Regions from separate parts of the Homo sapiens genome. Here region 1 is linked to region 2. A link is an interaction called in ENCODE POLR2A ChIA-PET data of the cell type or tissue named here. Cell type or tissue: PC-9. All regions are shown on one strand.

The links. Peaks named below come from ENCODE experiments on the same cell type or tissue, not always from the same donor. Only the 100,000 strongest peaks of a DNase experiment are listed, where the experiment ranks them.
Region 1: POLR2A ChIA-PET joins it to region 2 with 10 read pairs; 1 of 35 experiments calls an interaction of 5 or more read pairs at or near these places.

What each region holds. Positions count from the first base shown.
Region 1 is chr3:127,786,931-127,794,930 of GRCh38, forward strand. The region is part of intron 2 of MGLL (monoglyceride lipase); the gene reads right to left. Among named protein-coding and RNA genes, the nearest start is that of MGLL, 32 kb to the right of the region's middle. RefSeq lists enhancers at 3,442-4,045, 4,046-4,648, 4,574-4,673. In PC-9, a CTCF peak has its summit at 4,366; DNase peaks (open chromatin) are centred at 4,401 and 4,791; H3K27ac peaks cover 1,792 bases.
Region 2 is chr3:125,986,100-125,994,099 of GRCh38, forward strand. It overlaps the pseudogene ALG1L1P. Among named protein-coding and RNA genes, the nearest start is that of ROPN1B, 21 kb to the left of the region's middle. In PC-9, no CTCF peak of the experiment used is centred here; a DNase peak (open chromatin) is centred at 4,412; H3K4me3 peaks cover 2,236 bases; H3K27me3 peaks cover 419 bases.

The sequences.
Region 1 (8,000 bases), 1.8 Mb after region 2:
GGCCCTCCCACAAGCTGCTTCCTAGACCTCTGTGGGCCTCAGTTTCTCCACCTGAGACACAGGAACACTGCAGCCTCCTCCCCGGGGTTTGGAGGTAAAATGAGACAATGTGTGTGCAAGTGCACTGAGGCCCTGCGGCTCAGGATCGAGGCTTCTGCCTTCATGACCATCCTCTCTGCCTCACCCGCCTCCTGCATGAGGAGGAGGATTCAGGGCCAGGGACAACTCACATTCTCATGGTCACTGCCAGCCCCCTGGGCAAGACGCCTGCAATACACCAGCAGCCACTGCTGCCTTGAAAGGCAGAGACCAGAGCTGAGATGAAAGGGGTTCACCTCCACTGAAGGGGCCGGCCTGTTCTGGCCAGACTCTGGACTTGGCTGGACTTGCTGGCCCCCTGACTGCTCATCCACAGAGTGGAGATGACAGTGCCTCCCTAGGAGGCTGCCAAGAGAATTAAACGGACAGTCCCCTAGAGCACGTGGAACGGCTGGCAGAGGGGAAAACGCTAGCCTCCTTCCTGCCTGCCCTTGTCGAAGCAATGCCAGGCTCCCTTAAAGGAAGAACGGAATGCCCAGCTGAAGGAACGTTCCGTTCATTTTCTTAGGAAAATGAATATTTTGTTAGAGGAAATGTATGGTCAGAGGGATACAGTGTTTGTTCCTACCACTAGGCAGGTGGGGATGCCACCAGTCCTGGGTGAGGGGAGCCTCGGGGACACTAGTCCCACACCCCTGAGGGTGTCCTCGCTGGAGGGGTGGGAGCATCGCCTGCCGCTCCAGGCAGTGCCTGCTCTTGGTTCTTGCTTATTCCAGAGCATCCCACTCATTCGACTGGATCCCTCACTTCATCCTCCACTTCTACCAAACTCCGTCCTGCCAAATTTTATGACTTTAACAAATTTGACCGGCACGTCTGCCGTCCGGGCTGCGTGTGGGCTTGTGAGAGTGCGTTGGATCCCTTTCCAGTAACTAAGGCAGGAGAGCATGATGGCTCTGTGGAAGCCCAGATCTAACTTGTCCTTCCTCTTGGAGTTCCAGGGGGCTTTGGTTCCTCTCTGTCTCTGGCAGGGCTCCTGCAGCGACAGTGCACGGGAGACAGAAATAGAACAGAGCCAGTGAAGGAGCTAAAATCTCAGAGGAAACTAGAAATAGACTTCTCCTTTGTATAATAAAACAGATCAATAACGCCTGCCTCCCAGGGAGGGCCTTTGAGAGGACTGATTGAGAGAATTTATGGAAAATCACCAGCATGCTGCCTGGTACAGAGTTAGGCATTAAATAACATCCAGGGCTGACAGCTGACACCTTGGCCAGATACAGGTCTAAGTGTGTTATTACATATCAACTCATTTAACCCTCACAGCACCCCCATGATGTGGGTACTGTTATTACCCCATTTTACTGATGAGAAAAGTGAGGTCCGCAGGTTGGATAGCTTGCCTGAGGTCACACAACTAGTAGGTTTTGAGCCCAGCAGAATTTTAACTCAGCCAGGCTGGCTGGTAAGTCTGCCTTCTTGACCACTGTAATTAAATAATAAGACAACACCACGTAATGGTCAGGTCATGCCCCAAAAGCCCCTCACCCTGACCAGCTTATCCTCTCTCTGGTCACCTGTCCCGGCACCCCTACCCTACCCTGTACTGCAACCACAGGGAAAGACGTGTGGTTCCTCCACACCCCCTCTGTCTATGACCCCATGATTGGGCAGAGGCCTGCTCTTGCCCTCTGCGCACTCCGCAGTCCTTCCACGCTTCCCCAACACTGAGGTAGGCGCACCCTCCTGGGGCCCTGCATTACTCTGTTCATGGCTCTTATCCAGAGTTCATCATCAGGGCGTGTAGGCCCTGTGTTCTTTGAGAAGAGATCATGTTTTATTCATTCATCCTGGTGTCCTGTCCCTAGCAGCCGGCACTGCCTCTGCTCCATGAACACTGAATGAATGAATGAATGAAATGCATCAGAGATAGGAGAGACAACTGTGGGCTGGAACAGTCATGAAGCATTCCCGGAGGCCTACAGACCACTCCCGCAGTGCCCAGTAGTTTTGAAAGCACTCAATGCCCCAGGTTAAATCCCTTTGCTTTGCCTGGCTAGAGAGGCTTCTTGTGCTTGCAGCTGAACCTGGTTATCCAAACGCTCCACTGGAGAGGTGGGAACTCTCTTGGGCTCAAAAGGGGTGGGGGGATGTGCAAAGGGCATTAAAGGTGGGGCAGGAGGGGGTGGAATGCCAAGGGACACAAGGCCCTGAGGCATGTGGTGGCCAGGAGGAGCTGGGTATGAGTGTGAGCAAAGCCCAGCCATGGTGGGAGGAGCTGCTGTGGATCATCCCCTGTGGGCTCAGCTTCAGGAGCCCTGGGCTAGGATGTGAAAAGGCCCGGGACCCATCTACGGCTGGAAGGAAAATTTGAGATTTGGGAACACAATGGGAATTAGACTCATCATCCCTGACACCCAACCCAATCTTAGCTTATTTTTAAAAGGCATATTTTGGGGCGGGTGAGATGGCTCACGCCTATAATCCCAGCATTTTGGGAGGCCAAAGTAGGGGAAGACTGCTTGAGGCCAGGAGTTTGAGACCAGCCTGGGCAACATGGTGAGACCCCATCTCTACAAAAACATTTTAAAAATTAGCAGGGTGTGGTGGTGCAGCTACTTGGAAGGCTGAGGTGGGAGGATCACTTGAGCCCGGGAGGTGGAGGCTACAGTGAGTCATGATCACGCCACTGCACTCCACTCCACTCTGGGTGGCAGAGCAAGACCCTGTCTCAAAAAGAAAGAAAGAAAGGAAAGAAAGGAAAGGAAAGAAGGAAAGAAAGAAAGAAAAGAAAGAAAGAGGCAGACCTTTAATAGAGGCATTTTCCAAGAAGAAAACAAAATTATAACCATAATAAAACAAAGTCACAGCACAGGTAAGCATTCTTTGATCTAATACTCCTTTCAGAATGGGCACAACTCAGACCCAGAACAACTTTGCATCCAGCATATTTTAGCACAAATGCTGCCACCCACCTCCAAGCTATGTATTTTTTTATTATCATAAAACACTACAAATCAGAAGCCCTTGGTTACGCCAAGGTGGGTAAAGTGACAATCACCCTGATTAGTAGTAAGTGTGCTCGCTGATTAAAAAGCAGTATCCTGTGGGCTGGGGCCCTGGAATCTGATTCTTTGGACTTGAATCCTGGATCTGCCCCTGACTGGCTGCAGGCCTAGGTGACAAGTGACTCAATCACTCTATGTCTCAGTTTCCTCATCTGTGAAGTGGGTACTAATGGTAGCACACACCTCCCAGAGGCTCCGTGATGATTACATTGGTAATGAGTGAAACACGAGCCCAGCGTGCATCGGAGCACTCAACCCACATGAGCTAACATTGTCGTCTCCCCAGGTGTGATCTCAGCATTACGTAACATTCTAAGCCATTTGACAGATTAGGAATTGGGCATGGAGCTGTTAAGAATTTAGCTAAAAATGCACACATGCCAAGCTTGGAGGGAGAGAGATCTGATTTGAAGACCTTTCTTAACCAGTACACTACATTGCCTGTCGTGGACGATTTACTCCCACTGTGACCTCATGGCAGCAGGAGATGAGATGGAGGGAGGGGGATAGATTGGACAATCCTGAAATAAAGGCACTGTTAGTCCTTCCTTTCTTCCTTCCTTCGTCCGTAAGGAACACTAAGCGTATTTTGTGAAGCCACTTCAGAATCCTGAGTTGAATGAGACCCGGTCCACTGCCCTTACGGAAGTCGCATGGGAAACAATTTCCCTGACTCCCTATTTTCCCGTTAGCACAGCCTGACTCCAGCCTGCCCCGCAGCCTCTTGCCTCCCCCACACCAGAATGCCTGGATTTCTAGCTCAGTTCTCCTACTGAAGTCCAGCCAGCCTGCCCACTTCCTGGGGGACCCTAGTCTAGGAGCCTGATCCTTCTTCCGCTCACACTGACAGATCCCACGAGTTCCCCCGTGGGCTGGTGTGTGAACTTGCTCTGATGGCAACCCCAGGGGGTAGCCGGCCCCAGTGCGGTGAGGCCCAGTCCTCCATGTCACCCAGTCTTCCATGCCACCCGTACCACTGAGACTGCAGCTGAGGTTGTGCTGTGCCTGCCCAAAGTGCATGCTTAGTTAGGGTATGGCCGGCCCAGCGTCTGAGGAGGCTTCCTCTTCCTTTGGTGCAAATGCCCTGCTGAAATAAGTGCTCCCAGAAATAGAAGAAAACTGCAGAGCCTGACTCCCAAATTCCCTGTGTGAGGAGCTTTACCTTTCAGTATGAGCTTTCTTCAGATCATTGAAAGATCAGAGTCCTAAAGGAGCCTGAAAGCTCCTCCCGCACACCTCTCTGTCCCAGGCACTAGAGGGCCACCCCGCCTCCTCTCTCCCTCCTTTCTTTCTCACTTCTTGTTTGTCTTTGAGCCATCCTGCTTCAAAGCTCTCTGAGAAGCATCTGCAGCCTCCAGGCTAACCACAGTTCAGCTCACATTTCATGTCCTGATGATTCTACATGGTTGCAGTTGATTATGTTTTGTTTATATTGGGAGTATCTGTGCATCTCTAAGATCCCCCTACCCCGACCCCTACCCCGAAAGGGAAGGAATGCTTATTGAGCTAAGTGCTTTACATATGTCATGCTGTGGACTGAACTCCATAATTATATCATCTCCAGCCTCCTCCCAAAACTGTGAAACAGGACACTCAAATATTAACATGGGCTGTTTATCTCAGTTTTAAACTCTTGAGGCCCGGAGTTCCTTCCTTGCCTTTTATGGAAATTCCTTGAACTGCATCGGCTCCATTTGTGTTTGTTCTGCCCTCAAGGCAAGAGGAGCATGAGTCCTTTAACATGCAGCATCTGTTGGGAGTAGTGACTTAAACCTGTAATCCCAGCACTTTGGGAGGCCGAGGTAGGGGGATCACCTGAGGTCAGGAGTTCGAGACCAACCTGACCAACATGGTGAAACCCCGTCTCTACTAAAATACAAAACAGCCGGGCATGGTGATGAGTGCTTGTAGTCTCAGCTATTCGGGAGGCTGAGAAAGGAGAATTGCTTGAACCCAGTAGGCAGAGGTTGCAGTGAACCAAGATGGCACCACTGCACTCCAGCCTGGGCGACAGAGCGAGACTCTGTCTCAAAAAACAAACGAACAAACATGCAGCATCCCGGCCCCCAGAGGCCACTCACTAAGTTCAAATCTATATGTCTAGGTCCTTCTCTCTAGAAATTTACATCTATCAATCTGGCTTTCAGATACTTGTGTTATATCAACCCATCCACGTTTTTTTCTTGCCCAGACCAAGACTACAGCCAAAAGTCCATTGCTGTGGTCCACACATGCATCTCTAAGATCTGAGGGACAGGGGTTCGAGAAAGGCTGGAGTAATGGCAAAGGGATTGCTGTGTGATGAACCCTGCCTTGTTATTTGAGAAAGTCACTCACAGCCTCAAGTGCCTCAGTTGGAAAACAGGAATAATAATCCCTGCCTTGGCAGGTCGCAGTGGCTCCCGCTTGTAATTCTAGCACTTTGGGAGGCCAAGGAGGTCAGATCATGAGGTCAAGAAATCGAGACCATCCTGGCTAACATGGTGAAACCCCGTTCTCTACTAAAAATACAAAAATTAGCTGGGTGTTGTGGCACACGCCTGTAGTCCCAGCTGCTCAGGAGGCTGAGGCAGGAGAATCACTTGAACCCGGGAGGCGGAGGTTGCGATGAGACGAGATCGCGCCATTGCACTCCAGCCTAGTGACAGAGCGAGACTCTGTCTCAAAAGAAAAAAAAAAAATCCCTGCCTTGCAGAAGTGCTTTGAAGATGAAAAGCTGCCGGTAGGTACCAGTTCACTTCTCTAGGCTGCCTCTCCTGCGTGTGCATGTTAGGGTTTCCTCAGTCAAGCCACTGGAGAACATGCAAAGCTATGCGGGCCCTTGGGAAGACTGCTCCAGACAGCCTCTTTACACACATGGCAGGTTTTCTGGCCCGTGTTTTGCTTTTTAACACATCTGGTTCCCATGAAGCAGGCACATCTGGGCAGAAACTGAAGGGTTCCAATCCCACCCAGGGGTCATGACTCAAAATATTTTTTCTTGGGAGCAATGATGTTGATTGTCAGCCTACCTAAGTCTGAAGGAATTCTCCATTCCTCCTTGGCTGTGAGCCAGATGGAACCCTTCCCAGCTCCAACATGCGAACCACAGTGGCTCCACCAGAGAAATAAAGCAATCGGAGTCGACCAGGCACGTGGCAGAATGGCAGCCGCCCTGGCCCTTGGCTGGCTCAGCAGCTCCCAGGCCACATTCGGGTCTCACTCTGTAACTTGCATGAGTCTAGGGAGAGGCAGGGAAGGGCCTGGCTTGGCAGAATTGCTAAAACTGCAGGTTAAAAATCCCCAATTGGCATAAATCCTAATAAGGGAAAACATTAGAAAAATAGGTTGTGTGTGAATATAACTTATTTTAAGAATGATAACAGTAACATATTTTGAGAGCCTATGGGCCAGGCACCGGGCTAAGGGCTCTCTATTCACAATCTCCTTCCCCATAATTAGAGAAGCTCTAGATCCCACGGAATCTTTTCAGATGTCAGTTTCTTCCCCTCTGCATAAGTGGGTCTTATTTTATAGATGCCAAGTCTTCTTCATTTTTTTTGAGACGAAGTCTTGCTCTTGTCCCCCAGGCTGGAGTGTGATGGTGCAATCTCGGCTCACTGCAACCTCCGCCTCCCGGGTTGAAGTGATTGTCCTGCCTCAGCCTCCTAAGTAGCTGGGATTACAGGTGCCTGCCACCACGCCCAGCTAATTTTTGTATTTTTAGTACAGACGGGGTTTCACCATGTTGGCCAGGCTGGTCTCAACCTCCTGACCTCAGGTGACCCACCTGCCTTGGCCTCCCAAAGTGCTGGGATTACAGGCGTGAGCCACTGCGCCTGGCCAAGTCTTCTTGAAGTGTGTTGGAAGTTACTGGAAATTTTCTAAATATCTTGAAGTAAGACTGTCTTCTATGATGTAAGACTATCTTCTGACTTAAGACTATCGTCTATGATGTTAGACTATCTTCTATGAAGTCCGGCTGTCTTCTGTGATATAAGGCTGTCTTCTGGCCAGGTTTGATGGGTTATGCCTGTAATCCCAGCCCTCCAGGAGGCCGAGGTGGGCAGATCACTTGAGGCCAGTAGTTCGAGACCAGGCTGGCCAACATGGCGAAACCCCATCTCTACCAAAAATACAAAAATTAGCTGGGCGTGGTGGCTTGTGTCTATACTCCCAGCTACTTAGGAGGCTGAGGCGAGAGAATTGCTTAAGGTCAGGAGCTCCAGACCAGCCTGGCCAACATGGTGCAACCCTTTCTCTACTAAAAATACATAAATTAGCTGGGCATGGTGGCATGCTCCTGTAATCCCAGCTACTAAGGAGGCTGAGGCAGGAGAAAAAAAAAAACTGTCTTCTATGAAGTAAGACTATCCTCTATTATGATGCCAAACTGTCTTCTATGATGTGAAACTGTCTTCTATGATGTAAGGATGTCTTATATGATGTAAGGCTGTCTTCTATGACATCAGACTGTCTTCTATGATGTAAGGCTGTCTTCTATGATGTAAGACTGTCTTCTGTGATGTAAGGCTGTCTTCTGTGATGTAAGGCTGTCTTCTGTGATGTCAGACCGTCTTCTGTGATGTAAGGCTATCTTCTGTGATGTCAGGCTGTCTTCTATGATGTCAAACTGTCTTCCATGATGTCAAACTATCTTCCACGATGTGGAACTTTCTTCTATGATGTAAGACTATCTTCTATGATGTAAGACTCTCTTCTCTGATGTAAGACTGTCTTTTATGATGTAACACTGTCTTCTATGATGTAAGACTCTCTTCTATGAGTCTTATGTAGGCCTCCTCCTCAGGATACCCCCCTCCTTTGGGCTGCAGAGTCTTTCAGATTTCTGTTGAGTTTTTATCTTTTGCTCGTCCTTTTGGAAGAAAGTTAATGTGTGTCTAGTATTAGAAA
Region 2 (8,000 bases):
GTGCTGTATTAAAATTCACAACTGACTCACAAACATGACACATTGTCCCCAACCATTTCTTCCTTGTGATGGGATCATTCCAAAGGGGGTCCCTTGATTCTTGCTGCCAACAGATCCTTGTCAGACCCATCCCACTGGCTTTCCTATCATAATCAGCAATATCTATACAGTCCTAGCATGACCCCAGTTAAACTGTCAAACGAAGGCCCTTGCAACGTATGGTTTGTATTTCTCCTTTAAAAAAAATTTCAGGAAGCAATAAAATCAGGATTTTATAAAGCAAAAACAGTGGGCTCTTTCTTTCCTAAATTAAGCTATTTTGATTAAAGTGAAGACTGCAGATATATAAGCTTCAGTGGGAAATGCAAAGATTATGGCCCAATTCCATTTTCTCTATGCTCCATGCCCTTCCTCTCCTTGATGCTATTCCATCAGGGACCTACCATCCCTAGTTAACCAACTACTTCCAGGATCACCAGGGCCCTGCAACAGAAGGAGCTGGACACCCCAATGTGGAAGGCTGGTTTTGAATTAGGTTAGAATAGGAATCTTAACCTGAAATCCTTGGAGAGGCTCCTGAGTGCCTCTGATAACATTATATATGTAACCATGTCTCCAAAATGTGCTCATTAGCATTTTTCTGAAGAAAAAATTATAAGGCTTTGAGCAATTTCTCAAAGTTGTATATTATCTCAAAAGGCCAAGAACCTTTGGGTTCAAAATAGCCCCAGAGAGCACTAAATGGCTTGAGGAAAGACAACAGCACAGTCTCTCAGATCTTTCCAAGCAGAACTGAGCTCACGCTCCCAACATGTGACTTCTTATCCACAGCCTCTTACTTTTTGAATCTTAGATCCTGGCCATAAATCGGTGTTTTTAGTTTAGATCTTCATATACTTTCAACTTTGGTCATTTCCTATAAACTGGAACATGGTCAAACCTGAACAGAGACTTTCACACTTCAGAGGTGAGCCAATTGGCAAAGTAATTGGTTCAATGTGCTGAATTATGAAAGACTGGATAGACAAGCAGAGTTGTGTATCCATGATACTAGAAGGACTAAACCTCCGGACCAAGCTCAAAGGGCTAGTCCTGGATAATCCCGAGCCTCGGACATTCAAGTAGCTGTCAGCCCCAATGCACCAAAGCAGTCCAAACAATAGTTGATTCATTGGTTTATTCAACAAATAATTCAGAAATTCCTACAAGTGCAAGGATTGTGCTAGGCACTGGGGATACTGCTCTGAACAAGGTGAAGTCCCTGCTTTTAGAGAGATTAAATTATACTTAGGAAGACAGACATTACATAACTAAACACAAGTTTATAATTGTGAGAAACGATGCTACTACGTAGAAGCATGGGGCACACAGCTAGTTTGCAGGGGCAGGATAGAGAAGCTTTCTTGAGGAAGTAATTTGAGAGCAAGTTCGGAAGCCACAGGCAACTCAGAAAGGTGTATTTGCAGCCCACACATCTTTGCCACGCTCCAGACTCAACTATACAGTAGCTAACTTGACATCTTTTCTTGGATGACGCCAAAGTACTCCCTAATTTAACAAATCCAAAAATGACTTTCCTGGTTTGCATTTTTTTCATAATAAAATGTTGGAGAGAAATGAGTTCATAAGCTTCCTTACTAAATGTGGACCTCTCCCACCATCTGCCAAGATACAAAACCCAGAAACCAGGGTCAACAAATACCTCCCCCTGCCTTACTTTCCAACTCTATCACCAAGTCCTCTCCATTTTATCTCCTATGCATCTCTCAAATATGTCCTCTTCACTTTCCCTCACCACCACCTCCCTTAGGTCCCCTCATCCCCTCCCAGCAACCAATATATTTCATCTGGACTTTCTATCAATCTGGTCCTCAAAGGGAACAGAAGACAATCTAGAGTTTTGAAGATAATTAAAAGTTTTACAGAATGGACAAGGAAAACAACAAGGGGGTTGAGGCACCCAGGGACTAGCAAACCGTTATCATCCCTAAGACTGAAGAGACAAAGAGAAGGACATGTTATTACAGTGTGAGAAGACTGGAGCTCCAGGGGCTCCCCTGATGATGCAGAGGGCCAGTGCATCAGCCAAATGGTGCTGAGATAGCAGGAATATCCCATTCTCTCCCTCTTCTATCGACTAAACAGAACCTGAAGCTGGAGGGCATGTCTGACTGATGTCGGTCCAAGGGGAGGACAGAGAATGGATGCAGGAGGAGAGAACTTGCTCACACCCATACTTGCCTTTCCCTCAAGCATCCTCTATGCTAGTGATCAGCAAACTTCTGTAAAGGCACAGATAGTAAATATCTTAGGCTTGGCCGGCTAGGTGGTCTCTATCACAAATACTCAACTTTGGCAGTTGTAGCACAGATAATGTGTAAACACATTAGTGTGACTGTGTTCCAATAAAACTTTATAACACTGAGATGATTTTCAGGTAACTTTTCACATCACAAAATATTATTCCTTTCACTTAAAAAAAACTACTTGAAAATGTGAAAATTGTTCTCAGGCTGTATCCAAGAATGGCAGACTGAATTTAGCCAGGGACTGTAGATTTCAGATTCCTGCTCTACACTACAGCCATGGATCTTTGTAAAACCCCAGTCAGTTCACTGTGCCCCCTGCTTGAACTTTTACATATTCCCAATGGCCTTAGGATAATAAGCCAAATCATGTAGCCTATGAGGACTGTATAGTCTGGCCCTACATACATTTCCATCCCCACTGTCTATACTTCAGCAGCAAGAGCCTCTCTGGGTTTCTCTTTCTCAGCATCATGCTGTCTCCACATCTTTAGAATACTCTGCTCTCCACTCTCTAGTTCATTTGCAGATCTCAGCTCACTGCAACATTATTTATAATAGCAAATAACAAAATGAAAAGTGGGGTGGGGGCATAACATTCCCAACACTAGGGAAATGAATCATGGAACACCAGGCAGCCATTTTATAACTGTAGATTAATGAGAAACAATGTTGATTAGATATTAAGAGAAAACACTCATGTTACAGTAATACCTATTATTTCATATTGTTGTAATACATTTATACATATATACGTAGGTGGAAAAAATCTTGAAGGGAATGCACCAAGCTGTTCAGAGTGATAACTCACGGGCAATGGGGTTATGGGTGGTCTTTTCCTTTTTTGCTTATCTATATTTTCTAAAATAAACATGTATTAAGAAAAGTCAACATGAATTTTTAAAAACCAACAACTAAAAAAAAACCCCTTAATTTCAGGTGAATATGTTAGAAAGTTATGAAGTTATGTGAGGGCTGGGGAAGGAAAGGAGAGGTTTTCACAGTTTGATCTAATTCAAAACTAAATCTGTGAAATACTCAAGTTTCCTAAAATCACTCAGGATAAGTGTGTGATATATTGGTGGACATATTTTAGTTCCTGGGCTTTGACATTAATTGTAACAGATTTTTAAAGGGTAGCTCTTTTCTCCATTAAAAAGAAACGAGGCTGGGCATCGTGGCTCACGCCTGTAATCCCAGCACTTTGGGAGGCCAAAGTGGGCAGATCACCTGAGGTCAGGAGTTCGAGACCAGACTGGCCAACATGGTGAAACCCCGTCTCTACTAAAAATACAAAAATTAGCCGCCTGTGGTGGAGCGCATCTGTAATCCCAGCTCCTCAGGAGGCTGAGGCAGGAGAATCCCGCTGGAAACCGGGAGGCGAAGGTTGCATTGAGCTGCGATGGCACCACAGCACTCCAGCCTGGGCGACAGTTGAAATGGAATCAACTGAGTTCTCCCTCTTCAACTTGATTTAAATCATCAACCCAAAACCCAATTCCTAAACCCCAAAACCAATGACTAAAATCCTCATTAAAATGAGTGCACATGCCAATACTAAGAATGTTGTGTCATTCTTCATCAAAAGTAATTACCTCAACACAAGAGGAGACAAGTACGCATGGAAGTAAACCCAAAATCCCAACTAACGAGCATCGTTCTGAGATCAGTGGCCACAGGGAATAATTCTGAAATTGGCATCACATCTACGCAAGATAACAACCTGGAGGTCTTATTTTTATAGAATATCAAGAACAAAATCATCCAAAAGGCACACGATGCCAAACTAAAAATAAAGAGCGAAAATCCAAAAAGTTGCGCGCAATTCCTTCTGAAACCTATCCGCCTCCTACTCCTGTCCCTTCCTCTGGCGCTGGCGGGTCCTCGTCCCGAACCCCCACCGCAAGCCCTGGAACGGCTTCTTAACCCTTTTCTCGGCGGCTCCGCCCCGGCCCCGCCCCAGCCATGCCTCGCCCCCGCCCCGTTTGCCGGCTATTGGCTTCTCCCATCCCCTACCAGAGGGTGACGAGACGGGAAGCCGGGAAGCCGGGAGGGATCTACTGTGCACGTCCAAGGCGCTGGGCCTAGAGCAGGAGAAAGGGTTTGGAGGTGCGTCGGAGACTATGAAGTGCGGCCTTCGGCGTGATCCTTTCCGGAAGCGGAAGCTCGGGGGGCGGGCCAAGAAGGTCCGGGAGCCCACGGCGGTTGTTTTTTCTGTGAGGCTTCACTTACCTCGGTCTGGGCTTCTCTGAGGCTGCGAGAGATGGTCATGTCCGGATCTCAACTGGGCCGGGTGAGGGCTGAGGACCTGAGGAGTCCACTGTGGGGATGGAGAGGGACAGGGGGGTTTTCGGGCCAGAAACTTGTAAAACTCTGCTCGAAAAAAGAGACCGTGCGGCGACATTTAAGTGCTGGGACAGAGGTGCAGGAAACACCTAATCTTACCTTCGTAACACAGCCGCTTGGTCTCTAGATGTGTTTCTGTTTAAATCGTCGTAGCCCTCTAGAGCGCCGGCTTTCGGGTCAGGCCGGGGTTCAAGTCCCAGCCTTCGCCGCTGGGTCCAGTGACTTAAGCTCTCTTAGCTTCAGGTATTTGCACATTGGGATTCCACTACTTTTTACTTCTCGGAACTTACTATTCCTAAGCTGCAAAATAGGCAGAAACAAGCATAAAATTCTGTCTCAAAGAATTGGGAAGGTTAAATGAGAGAACCCGGTAAAAACATCCATCACACAATTGGCGTAGACATGCAACAGAATTTAGTTCCTTTGAAAACACGTAGTTTGCCACCGTCTTAATGATAACAGCAGCTAACATTTAGATAGGACTTATGTGGCAGATACTACTCTTAAGTGCTTTTATGTATTACATAGAATAACCCATTTCATAGTCGCAATATCCTTATGAGGTAGGTACCATTATCCGTCTTTTACACATGAGGAAATTGAGGGCTGGAGGGTTCAAATAACTTCCTAACGGTTACACAGCTGTGGAATCAAGATTCAGACTCACAAAGCTGATGCCAGAGTCCATTCTTCTTTTAGACATTTTACCTAGTAGATGTATGACTTTGAACAAACCACTTTCCTGAAATTTAGGTTCCTACCTCACAGAAATAATAACAGGGTATGGATTAAGTGGAAATGAAAGACCTTAGTACACTCTAAGTCATTCTACAAGGGCAGTATTATCTTGTACTTCTTGGTAGGAGATATGACTACCAAGAAATGCTTATATGATTCTCAAATAGCAAAATTAAAAGTTTAATGATAATAACCCCATAGAAGTAAGTGTAAAATAAAGCAAACTGATTCTCCTGTATTGTGATCAGGACACTCCTTTTGGAGGGCAGCTTTGCAGTTTGTATCAAGAGTTATTAAATTGCCAATAACCTTTCACCAAATAATTTTCCTTTTAATCCTAAATATGAGAAGGCTATTTTCAAGAGGTAGAAAGGTTTATTCCAGGTTTTTTTAATTATGAAAAATATGAAACAAACCAAGACCATATTATATTATTTCCACTGAAAGAAATATTATACAACCATTAAACATTTTTGAGTATTAATATGAAAAAGATTTAAAAGTAGAAAACACAAGATTCAAAATTGCAAATATCTAGTTAATATGACTAAGTAAAAAATGCATATGAAAAAAGATTGGAAGCCCCAATAGCAAAGAACACATCTATTACCTAGATCTTGGTTTCCAAGTACCACTGTCCACTCAGGAGTCATGGTGTCTTGGAGAAATGACCAACTCCAGGGCTGAGCAGGGGTAATATAACAAGAGCATGGATACATCAAACTAAAAAGCTTCTGCACAGCACAGGAAATGATTAATGGAGTGAAAAGGCAATCTACAGAATGGGAGAAATCCAAGCCATGTATCTGATAAATAATTAATATCCAAAATACATATAAGGAATTTCTGTAATTCAAAAGCAGAACAACACATGATCTGGTTAAAAAATGAAAAAAGGATTTGAATAGACATTTTTCCAAAGAAGACGTACAGAGGACCAACAGGTATATAAAAAGATGCTCAACATCACTAATCATCAAGGAAATGCAAATTAAAACCACAATGAGCTATCACCTAACACCTGTTAGGATGACTTATTGCAAAAACAAAAACAAGTATTGGCAAGGATTTGGAAGAATTGGAACCCTTGTACACTGTCAGTGGGAATGTAAAATGGTATAGCCACTATGGAAAACAATATGGAGATTCCTCACCAAATTAAAAATAGAACTATATCACCCAGCAATTCTACTTCTGGGCATTTATCCAAAAGAATTGACATCAGGATATAGAAGAGATATTTGCACTCTTGTGTTCATTGCAGCACTATTCACAATAGCCAAGATGTAGGAACAACGTAAATGTCTATCTACAGATGAATAGATAAAATATGGTATATACATACAATGGACTATTATTCAACCTTTAAAAAGAAGGAAATAGCTGTCATATGCAATAATAGAGATGAACCTTGAAGAGATTATGCTAAGTGAAATAAGCTAGTCACCGAAGGACAAATACTGCATGATTTTACTTATATAAAGTATCTAAAATAGTTAAAACTCATAGAAACAGAATAGAATGGTGGTTCCTAGGGGCTGTTAGAAGAGAGAGATGGCGTTGCTATTCAGCGAGTATAAAGTTACATTTATGTGAGATGAAGAAATTCTTGAGATCTGCTGAACAATATCATGTCTATAGTTAATACTACATTTTGTTGAGAAGGTAGATCTCATTTTAAATACCCTTGTGGCAATTATTAAAAAAAAAAAAAAGATGAACTGGGAGCACCTTGTTGTAGAAAGTAAGGAACGGCTCAAAAAGTAATGGGGGCATGTTAAAATGATACAGGAGTCAACTTCAAGGGGCTCCCAGTGACCAAATTTGAGACAATTTGAGCATCAAAATAAAGTGATAATAAGGGATCATAACCCACTGAAGAAAATAGGAATCAGTGAGTCCCCACTAACAAGGAAGAAAGAAAAAGTGCTTCCCTAAAGTTGAATGCCAACTAATAAATGTAGAAGGAATTACATAGGTAGAAAATCACCATTTGTCAAACAATTGATTCAGCCAAGAATCATCAATGGATGCTAAAACTATGGGGTGAAAGTTTGATGATTGGGATATCTATATAGTCTCAAAGTGTCTCTTCACAAAATGCTTAACAACTACAAAGATAAAAGTAGAAACTACAATAAAAAACCTGGCAGACACCATCTTAGGTAATAAAGTTTACATCATCAATAATGGGACAAACTGACATGTGTCTATTTATTGTATTGAGAAGAACATACCTCTTTTGTGGATTCCTGCCAAAAATGCATGACCTGTGTCTAATCATAGGTAAACATCAGACAAATCTAAATGTCCAGAGGGACACTGTACAAAATAACTGGCTTATTCTCTTTAAATATGTCAAGGTTATAACAGACAATGAATGACAGCCTGAGGAACTGTTATAGATTAAAGGAGACTAAAGAGCTATGACAATTTAATGCAACATGTGATCCTGGATTTGGCGTGAACCAGAGGGATTTTTTTTTTTTTTTTTTGGTAAAGGACAGTATTGGGATAATTGGCAACATGCGAATAAGGTCTAAACATTAGATCATAATTCTGTATCAATGTTAATTTCCTGGTTTTGATAATTATACTGTGGTTATATTA